Regions from separate parts of the Homo sapiens genome. Here region 2 is linked to region 1. A link is an interaction called in ENCODE POLR2A ChIA-PET data of the cell type or tissue named here. Cell type or tissue: PC-9. All regions are shown on one strand.

Region 1 (5,000 bases):
ATTTGCTCTGAAATATAAGTAGTTGCTTTTCTGTGATGCATGACATGTCTTTGTGCCTTAGTACTTAATTTGAAATGTCCTTAGTGTAAAAATATACCAAAGTAAATAAAAAAGGAGACACTTATTTACAAAACAATATTGTATACATATTATATAAATGCATTGTTTCAGTCTTTTTATACAATATTGATAGAGTCGATCATTTCTATTATTTTACCATAAAAACTGCAGTGTTGCAAAGGCAGTGTTGTAATTTTCCAAAGACAAAATTACATACTTCTCCAAGTATGTTATTTTGACATTTTGATAAAAACAAACACCATTTGACTGCCTTTTAAGATAATGCAGTTTCTCCAAGTATGCTACAGAATTGAAAGCCAACCTCTAGAAAAATGATTCTTCTTACATTAAAGAAAATCCATTCCTCATTTGGAGGTGTAGGAAAATGCACCTGAAGAAAAGAGAAACTTACTATTTTACTGAATGTTTTTTATGTGATAAACCTGGTAGCCTCAGACATTCAGCCTATCGTATTAGCACCGTTGGCATGGATTGTTAATGTACTGTGTCAATTATAATAGGAATGGAAATTGCATATGCTGCACCATCCCTATTTTTGTGGAATTTTATCTTACCAAGTATACTACCATACAATATAAATTCAAGTGTTTAAGGATGATTCGAATGATGGTATATAACAATCCTGCATTTTACCAATACTGTATGTGGATTTTTCTGTAAATATTAAACAAAACTTTAAAGAAATAGACTTTAAAGCATACTCCTTTAATTCATCAGAACTCAAGGAGAATCGCTTTCATTTCCTCGCCGATGTTGTAATATATAGGAACATAAATGTAATTTGATCTCCTTCTAGCTCAAAAACTCTGGAAATCATAAAACTTTCTTGTATGATTTGTTTGGATGGTTAAATGCCAACCATTGCATATATTCCCCCTTTTAGTTTACATACTGTAGCTTATGCTTAAGTGACTGTAGCATACTCTAGGCCTATAGCCTGTGGTACTTAATTTCACAGCTTCAAAATTGTTGAGGGGAAAACCTTCCATGTTTTAGGAAGTTATGAACGCTTAATATAAATCTCATGAGCACCCACAGCGGTCTACTACCATCGCTGGAATTTTCCCATATATTATTTGTTCTTTGCCATTAAAATATAGCATATTAATTGGAGACATCTTTGTGGGAGTACAGCAAGGGCCTGCTGAACCTCTGGGGTTTGCTTGGTGTACCAGATGAGTATGAGGATATTTTTGTAAAAATACAAATTCACACTCTCCAGAGCAGTAATTGGCCTTATATCTTTTAGGAGCGATAATCCAATCCCATCCAAAAGCTTCAAAATCCACAGTTAGAGGGTAACGACAGCATCGTGATTCTGTTGAGTGCTCATCACAGTCAAGACCAAAATCCCTTCTGGATCTTTTTGGTGTGTCTGTTACCTTGACCTCTAAAAACGGATTCTGTTTGAAAAGGAAAGAACAATCAGTAATATCAATAGGCCTGGAAACACTTTTCTACCTACCTTAAGAAGTTATTGTTGAAGTAATAAACTAATAATTTTGCTCATACCACATTTATTTTTAAAAGGCACAGCATTAAGGAATGTTAATTTACACTAGGCTTGATTTTCCCCTTATGTCTCAAAAGAATTTAACAGCAATACAAATTCCCCTAAGGTCAGTACCATGTCTTTTTAAGTTTTATTTTTCCAAGTTTGAGTACCAGATTGCCTGGCACATAATGGATGTCCTGAAAATATTTATGGGAAGAAAGGGAGGGAAGGAAGAAAGGAGAGAGAGAGGAGAAGAAGAAGTGGGGAATGAAGGAAAGAGCTAACAGCTCCCTCTCTTCTTGCTTCCTGATTAAATATGTTGGCTAAATATGCCTGGTAACTCCTGGAGGGTTAGGTATAGTCATCCATCCTCCTCACTCAGGAAAACTTGGACAATAAAACCAGGGCAAAATAGGGAAGGACAAATTCAGAAGAAGAGACGATGATATTTCCTTTATTCTTTCACTGGAAAATGTTTCTATTCAGGTATTTAAAAATTTGTTGATTCTGTCTCTGCCCCAATCTTTTAATGCATTTGAGACTTTGTTTCCCTTTACATGAAAAAATCTGAGGAACACAACATATTAACCACTGGACATATTATCAATTTTGATCATTAAAATTCTACCTATAAAAAGGAACACTTTCTTAAATAATTGACAGTAGTTTTTAACCCATATCTAAATGAAAATAGCTCTGGCAGTGTTATTTAAGACTGTCAAAAATAATAATATCATTTTGGGAGTCATTAACATTTAAAGTAGCATATATAAAGGAAACTAGATCATTTAGAAAATTGTATAGTCTTTTAGACACCTGCACACGTATGTTTATCGCAGCATAATTCACAGTTGTAAAGATATGGAACCAGCCTAAGTGCCCATCAGCGGATGAATGGATAAAGAAAATGTGGTATATATACACCATGGAATACTATTTAACCATAAAAAAGAGTAAAGGAATGTCTTTTGCAGCAAATTAGATGGAGCTGGAGGCCATTATTCGAAGGGAATGGAAAACCAAATACCATACGTTCTTACTTACAAGTGCGAGCTAAGCTATGCGTACGCAAAGACATACAGAGTAGTATAAGGTACTTCGGAGACTCAGAAAGGGATGAGGGATTAAAAACTACATATTTGGTACAATATACACTACTTGGAGTGATGGGTGCACTAAAACCTCAGACTTCACCACTGTACAATTCATCTATGTAGCCAGAAACCACTTGTACCCCCCAACATATTGAAGTAAAACATGTGTGTGTGTGTATAAATATATATATACACATATATATAATAAAGTAATAAAAATGAAAAAATATTGTATAGTATTTTAAAGAATGTTTTATTTAGAGTAGATCTGATCTGCTAATTATATCATCTTTATAACTAAGATCATTGAATGATTACAAAGGTAACAGGTTTGTTGTTTACAAGTATAATCTTCTTTTGTAAATTATATCAATAGATGAACGTAAAAAGATGTGATCACATTAAGTATTTGAAAACAGAAATTTAGGTAAGCCAGAAGAGTAACCCTAAATTTGTACTAGGAATTAAAATGGTTTTTATTAATTTTTGTGATATATAAGGTATTGTCATTTACTTGGCCTGGTACTAAATTAGTCGGCCTTCCCTGAGTAAATTTTTGCACAAGAATGCTAAGGCAGCTCAGAAATAAGCTAGGTGGCAAAGGTTAACTAGTATGTAACTTGAAATTTTATTAGGAGTATTCCACAAAGAAATATATACACACATCAGTGCATCAACATCCTACAAATAATGAACATATTTATCTTGAGAAACCTTAAATATATTTAATAAAGTATAAGCCTATAAATATCACTCTTAATTTCTCTGAATAAAACATTTAATTATAATTTTAAAAGGTTTATCTGTTTTATGCTAAGCCAAAAATCTTTAACACATTTGGCACCCTTCTGGGAGAAAAAAATAATGTTTGGATTTGTTGGTTTATGTGGTAAAATCCACTATATAGAGTTAATATTTTAATACATACAGTCATGTATCATATTAATGAAAAGCACTTTATATTTCATTCCCAATTCAAAAGGACTTCTTAAGAAGTTAAGAAGTATGGTATAATTGTTTTCTAAAATCTTGATGCAAAGTAAGAGTATCAAGGGAGTGTTTCATAGGATATGAAATTGGACACCTACTTTTATTGGGTACAGGGCTACCGTTGGGGTAAGATACCTTTGTCTAGCTTATGAGCTTAGGGAATTTGTAGCTATTTTCCACTATTGTTTGTTCATATTATGAATAAAAACATAAGGTTATTATAATGTTATTTTCAGTTATCACTTACCAGCCCATCTTCTCCTGGTCCTGGGAAGGTTACAGCAAGATCATGACCATTCTCATCTAAAGCTTTTATTTCAATGCCTAAGTTGGATTCAGGTTGTTTGAGCCAATTTTGCAACACTGTCTTCACATCAATGCTCTGCCAAATACCAGTGCCTGGGTTCATGTCAAGTTTCAGAGATCGGATTCCAGTATACCTTGTACCGTCTTTCATAGGTTTGATGAGTCTCAGGATTTGCACAAACACTGTTGTAGGAGTCTCGACGGGTCTCAAATATATCCATAGTTGGGCCTTTACTACTTTATTGTATTGTATTTTAGAGCTAAATTTAAAGAAGCAACATTTGGGTTTTCCATCCACTTGCATTAGAAAATCAGCTATAAATGAATAAGAAAAGAAAAGTTGCTGAAATTATTTCCCATTAACAAAACCCCTCCATATTAATAGTTGAGCATTTTTTTAAATTAAGATAATGTATGCCTATGCAGTCTTTTAAAATGAAATACCGTGTGGAACTTTATAACTCAAAAAAATGTCAAAGAAAATAATTACCCTAGCTTTTCAGAATTTTTCAGACGTATGTATTTTCAGCTGTTCATCAGGAATCTATTCCCCTTCCAGAGAACTATGGACAAAGGAAGGTTCTATGAAGTAATGAACGCTGAATGAAATTTTAAAATGATGATGATTAGAGAGAACAAGAGACACTGTGGAGGAACAACCACTTAGAATTCTTTGGGAATCTGAGTAGTTACACTTACTGAGCAGCTGTACCAATCAGTCTGGAAGAAGGAACCCTTCCCCCAGGCCTGAATTACCTGGGGACAAGACACACTGAGCAACTTACTGAGCCTCAGGAATTAGTAGAAAACACAGTACATCTGTTACATTTTGGCTTTGGAATAACCTTTTAAAGGAGCAAAACTAAGCAGATAATTAACACAAAAATTTTGATGTTATATTCAGGCTATCTGAAAAGTTCGAAAGTATTGTCTTTAGGGCCAGGCTGTCATGTAAGCACAAGCACTAACAATTTCTTTTATTTTGGTTTTCCAAAATTGTCTATAAAAGGTAAATCTGCTCCAGACCTATTTGA
Region 2 (5,000 bases), 220 kb before region 1:
TAATCTTTCTTGTTTTTAAAGACTGCAAAGAAATGAGTCTCAACAATATCCCTTTGAAAGTTATGCAGAGATTAACTTTATACCTTTACATTTTTATTAATGTTTTATTCTATTTCATTTTATTTTTAGAGACAGGGTCTCACTCTGTTGCCCAGGCTTGAGTGCAGAGGCATGATCATAGCTCACTTCAGCCTCAAACTCGTGGGCTCAAGTGATCCTCCTACCTCAGCCTTCTGAGTAGCAAGGAACACAGGTGCATGCCACCATAACTGGCTAATTTTTTAATTTTTTGTAGAGACAGGGTCTCACTGTGTTGCCCAGGCTGGTCTTGAACTCCTGCCTCAGCCTCCCAAAGTGCTGGGATTACAGGCCTGAACCAACATGCCCAGCTTATTATTTAATTTTTTAAAAGATCATACCTTTACATGGTTGAAAACCCAAAAATGTATGAAAAGGTAGAATGAAAAAATTATTCTTTTCTTTATCTTTCATCTGCCTAGCTCCTATAAACTGCCCCTTCTTTAGGTAAAATGTCTATTAATTTCTTTGCAACCTTCAGGAAAAATAATTATGCATGTTCTCTTTCAAGAAAAGAATATAAAATTAAATAAGTGTAAGAGATTTTAGAACTCATTTATACTGCATAAATTTTACCAAGACAATCATTTTTGAAAGTTTGAGGCTGCTTAGCAATAATCAATTCATATTAATGTTTATTATGTCAGTAGAATGTGGTTTGTTCTTTTAACAGTAGTATTGATACTGTGATGGAATAATCTATAATTTTATACTGAATTCAAAACATTTAGCAGTGTCTTAGTGGTAAGCTGCTGTGGCTCATATTGTTCCTGTGTTGCCAATGTGGGAAATAAAACAACCTTTTAAATATTGTGTTTGTGCCTCTGTACTTTTTGGAGTCAGAGTCAGTGCAAGTACATACGCAGGAGTAAATAATAATAGATATAGATCTATTTATAGTAACTTGTAAGATCTTAGAAGTAAACTTATGGTACTTAAGAAATTTGCCTGGGTATGGTGGCTCACACCTGTAATCCCAGCACTTTGGGAGCCCAAGGTGGGAGGATCGCTTGAGTCCAGGAGTTCAAGACCAGCCTAAGCAACATGGTGAAACCCTTTCTCTTCAAAACGTACAAAAAAATTAGCTGGGCGTGGTAGTGTGCACCTGTAGTCCCAGCTAATCGGGAGGCTGAGGCAGGAGAATCCTTGAGTCCAGGAGGCTGAGGCTGCTGTCAACTATGATCACACCACTGTACTCTAGCCTGTCTCAAAAAAAAAAAAAAAAAAAAAATTCATTGGTGCTGCTTCTTGTTTGGTGGAAAAAAAAAAATCCAAATATGAGCTTAGTACATCTGTGCCTACAATTTGCAAGAATTTTGGCTGCAGTCTAGGCCAATAATATATCCTCTTTATTTAGAAGGAGTTGACTTTGCTCAAGCAGTTTTAGCATTGTACTATTCACTTAACTATGCATCATCTGTGTGCAGCCTACATTTCTCTTTATCACAAATTGCCTTTACAAACAATTGAGGTTTACTAATTAAATATCGAGTATTCTCATCTAACTTCATTTTCTTCAAGTAGCGTATGTCAGTGAGGTAGGAATTAGGGGCAAGATATATTTGGCTAACTTCAAACCTAAGATGGTGTGCATGTAATAATATATTTTTGAGGTGTTTTTGCACTGTCATCATACTGACTAGAGTCAGATTCTTAGTTGGCACATCCAGGTGCTCCAACTTTGTGTGACCTAGATAGAAAACATATGGAGGTTTGTGTGTATTTTTAGCACATGTTAAGCTTTCGGCCTAAGGGCAAGATTTACAAAAACCTTCAGGAAGTGAAAAGAAAATCTCTGTTTTTGAAAATAACATAGAATTGATGAAACGGTAGAGAAAGCAAACTGAATACTGTATTCTGGATTCCCAGTATTCCCAGTTCTTATTCATCACATTTTATAGTTTAGTTTTTTAGTGATGGGTCCTGTTTTGAAAATGAATCTTAGTTGCCCAATGAGAAGATTTTACTTGTTGGCAGACCGCTATTATTTATTGCTAGCCCAAGTGTAACTAGTTTAGAAAATGCTCTTAAATTAGCCCCTCGATCTGATGCAATAAAAATTGCCTAGTGTGAAATAATGCTCCCAGACTCCTAGCATGTTTACTTTAAAGTGAAATCACATTGCATAGTTCTCATGTTTCACAGCTTTTTCTAGGACCGATTTCCTGAAGTGATCTTTTTACGGTTGTGTATACTAACTATTCAGCAGGTCAGGCAGTGAAATAGCATCCTTGCATTAATCAGCAGCTAAGATTTATATCTGTATCTAAGGCATCTAATATAAACTAAAATAAACAAGATGATGTTTACATTAGTAACACTGCAGGCTTTTTAGCTATATTCAGTGCAGGAATTTTAAAACATTAGTTTTTTGAAATATTTCCTTGAATGCTTTATTTTAAAAATGTCAATATCAGAGAGTTAGCATTCCTTTAAAGAGGTACACTTTTTGTGAATAAGTTTGGTGTTTTTTTTTTTTTCTTTTTAGGGAGGGGGTCTTGCTCTGTCACCCAAGCTGGAGTGCAGGGTGAGCCACTCCCACCTCAGCCTCCTGAGTAGCTGGGACTACAGGCATGTGCCACCATGCCCAGCTAATTTTTTATTTTTTTTTTATAGAAACAGGGTCACACTATGTTGCCCAGTCTGGTATTGAACTCCGGACCTCAAGTGATCCTCCCACCTTAGCCTTGTGAATAAGTTTTTATGGTTCAGCTATTCTTTGTCATAAGGAACTTCTGATGTGGAAAGTATGAAGCAGGGGACATTTCATTTCCTGTAATTGCAGATTATTCAGAACCTTATTTACTTCCTTTAATTTTGAACATTGTTCCTTAAATTATTAGCTGTTGGCTGGCTTAAAACTAGAGCCATAATAGCAGAAGCCAGTAGTTTGCCTTTCCAGAGTGCATGTGCACGCAAAGATTACAGTCTGGCAGTTCTTCAAAAAACATGGAGCTACCATGTGGCCCAGCAGTTCCACTCATAGATCTATACCCAAGAGAAATGAAAACATATGCCAACATAAAAACATGAACATGCATGTTTATGGCAGCATCAGTTATAATAGCCAAAAAGTAGAAACAACTCAAATGCTCATTAACTCATAAAAGGATAATTCAAATGTATTATCTACAATGGAATATTATTCAGCCATTTAAAAGGAATGAAGTACTGATATAAATAAACTTGAAAAGGTTATGCTAAGTGAAAGAATCCAATCAAAGACCATATATTGTATGATTCCATTTATATGAAACATCCTAAGTGGGCAAATTTTATATAGAGAGAAGATAGATTAGTGATTGAAAAGGGATAGGAGTCACTGATGATGGATATAGGTTTTCTTTTTGGACTGATAAAATTGTTCAAAGATTAAATCATGCTGTTGGTTGCACAGCTCTGTGAATAATAAAAACCATTGAATTATAAATCTAAAGTGGGTGAATTGTAGAGTATATGAATTATACCTTAAACTGTTATGTTAAGAGGAAAGAAAAGCAAAGATTGGTTTGGATTTCCTTAGGTCAAGTAGTAGACAAAAAGTGTAATTTTAACAGGTATGGTGGTGTGACAACTAGCAGCCTTATCTCTGAAAACAAAGAGCTAGTTTTCAACTCTACTGGGGTTACTTTTCCCTAGGGAAAAAAAAATGTGTTTATTTGCTCATTCCTTTAACGAAAGTATTTAGTATTTAGTGGGCCTTACTAGGTGTCTGGTACTGTTCTTGGTACCAGAGACTCAACACTCAACACTGAACAAGCTGAACTCATCATCTTCCTGCCACCAATCCTGCTCTTCTGAGTTTCTTATCTTGTTGAGTGTTACTACCACCATTCCAGTTTCCCAGGTCAGAAATCTGGGAGGCATTCTTGATTCTTCTCTTTTTATTCCCTCTCCACATGGAGTCAGTCATCAAGCCCATTTCGTACCCTTTAGTCTGTCCGTTTTCTCTTTTCCTCCTACCAGAGTGTTGGTTCTGTTAACACAGCCCAGTAATTCTCAGCCGCAGTATATTAATACTAGTAAAGTACCAAAGTTTGCAAATGGTTTATCTTAAAAAGCAAACGAAAAAAACCTAAGGGAATAATCCTGTCAACATCAGTTTCACTGACTTGCATTCCACCGAACTTTTGCAAGAGGAAGAGAAAGCTGTAGCATGATAGCTAGTATATTAGGAATTAATTACACATAGTCCTCAGGTCACCTATCGGAATATTTTTTGAATGTGAACTTTCAGTTTTGCATGTCTTTCGTAAAAGCTGAGAGTCTCTGAGTTGGAGGAATACAATCACTTTTTTTTTTCTTTTTTTGAGACAGAGTCTCTCTCTCTGTTGCCCACATTGGAGTGCAGTAGCGCGATCTCAGCTCACTGCAACCTCCATCTCCTGGGTTCAAGTGATTCTCATGCCTTAGCCTCCCAAGTAGCTAGGATTATGGGTGCCCGCCACCATGCCTGGATAATTTTTTTGTTTTTAGTAGAGATGGGGTTTCACCATGCTGGCCAGCTGGTCTTGAACTCCTGACCTCAAGTGATCCACCCGCCTTGGCCTCCCAAAGTGCTGGGATTACAGGCACGAGCCACCACACCTGGCCTATGATCACATTTTATAAAAATCATATTGCTATAGTTTCAGTTCTCACTAAGTCATTCTTGCCAAAGATCTTTTTCTAATATCTATCTCTGATCATGGTATTTTCCCAATTAGATTTATCCAGTGACTCTACATTGCACGTAAGGGAAACTATAAACCCCTTTGCACGATGTGCCAGGTCATTCGTGATTTAGCCCCTATCTGTCTAGTTTCATCTCTAGCAAGGCATTCTCTCTATATGTTCATGATTTGGCATGTACTATCCTATTTGTCAGGAATGCACTTCTTGTGATTTGTCTTAGAGACAAACTCCTGTCAAGTCTGATTGTA

The links. ChIA-PET counts read pairs that join two places held together with the same protein. Peaks named below come from ENCODE experiments on the same cell type or tissue, not always from the same donor. Only the 100,000 strongest peaks of a DNase experiment are listed, where the experiment ranks them.
Region 2: POLR2A ChIA-PET joins it to region 1 with 5 read pairs; 2 of 35 experiments call an interaction of 5 or more read pairs at or near these places.

Annotation. Positions count from the first base shown.
Region 1 is chr2:190,056,155-190,061,154 of GRCh38, forward strand. It overlaps MSTN (myostatin), which reads right to left. Exons shown (of 3, transcript NM_005259.3): 2 at 3,908-4,281; 3 at 1-1,484. The coding sequence ends at 1,104. It also overlaps a transcript of AKAP19 not described here. Among named protein-coding and RNA genes, the nearest start is that of MSTN, 4.1 kb to the right of the region's middle. In PC-9, no CTCF peak of the experiment used is centred here; no DNase peak of the experiment used is centred here.
Region 2 is chr2:189,834,620-189,839,619 of GRCh38, forward strand. The region is part of intron 5 of PMS1 (PMS1 homolog 1, mismatch repair system component); the gene reads left to right. Among named protein-coding and RNA genes, the nearest start is that of PMS1, 53 kb to the left of the region's middle. In PC-9, no CTCF peak of the experiment used is centred here; a DNase peak (open chromatin) is centred at 2,222; H3K27ac peaks cover 2,448 bases.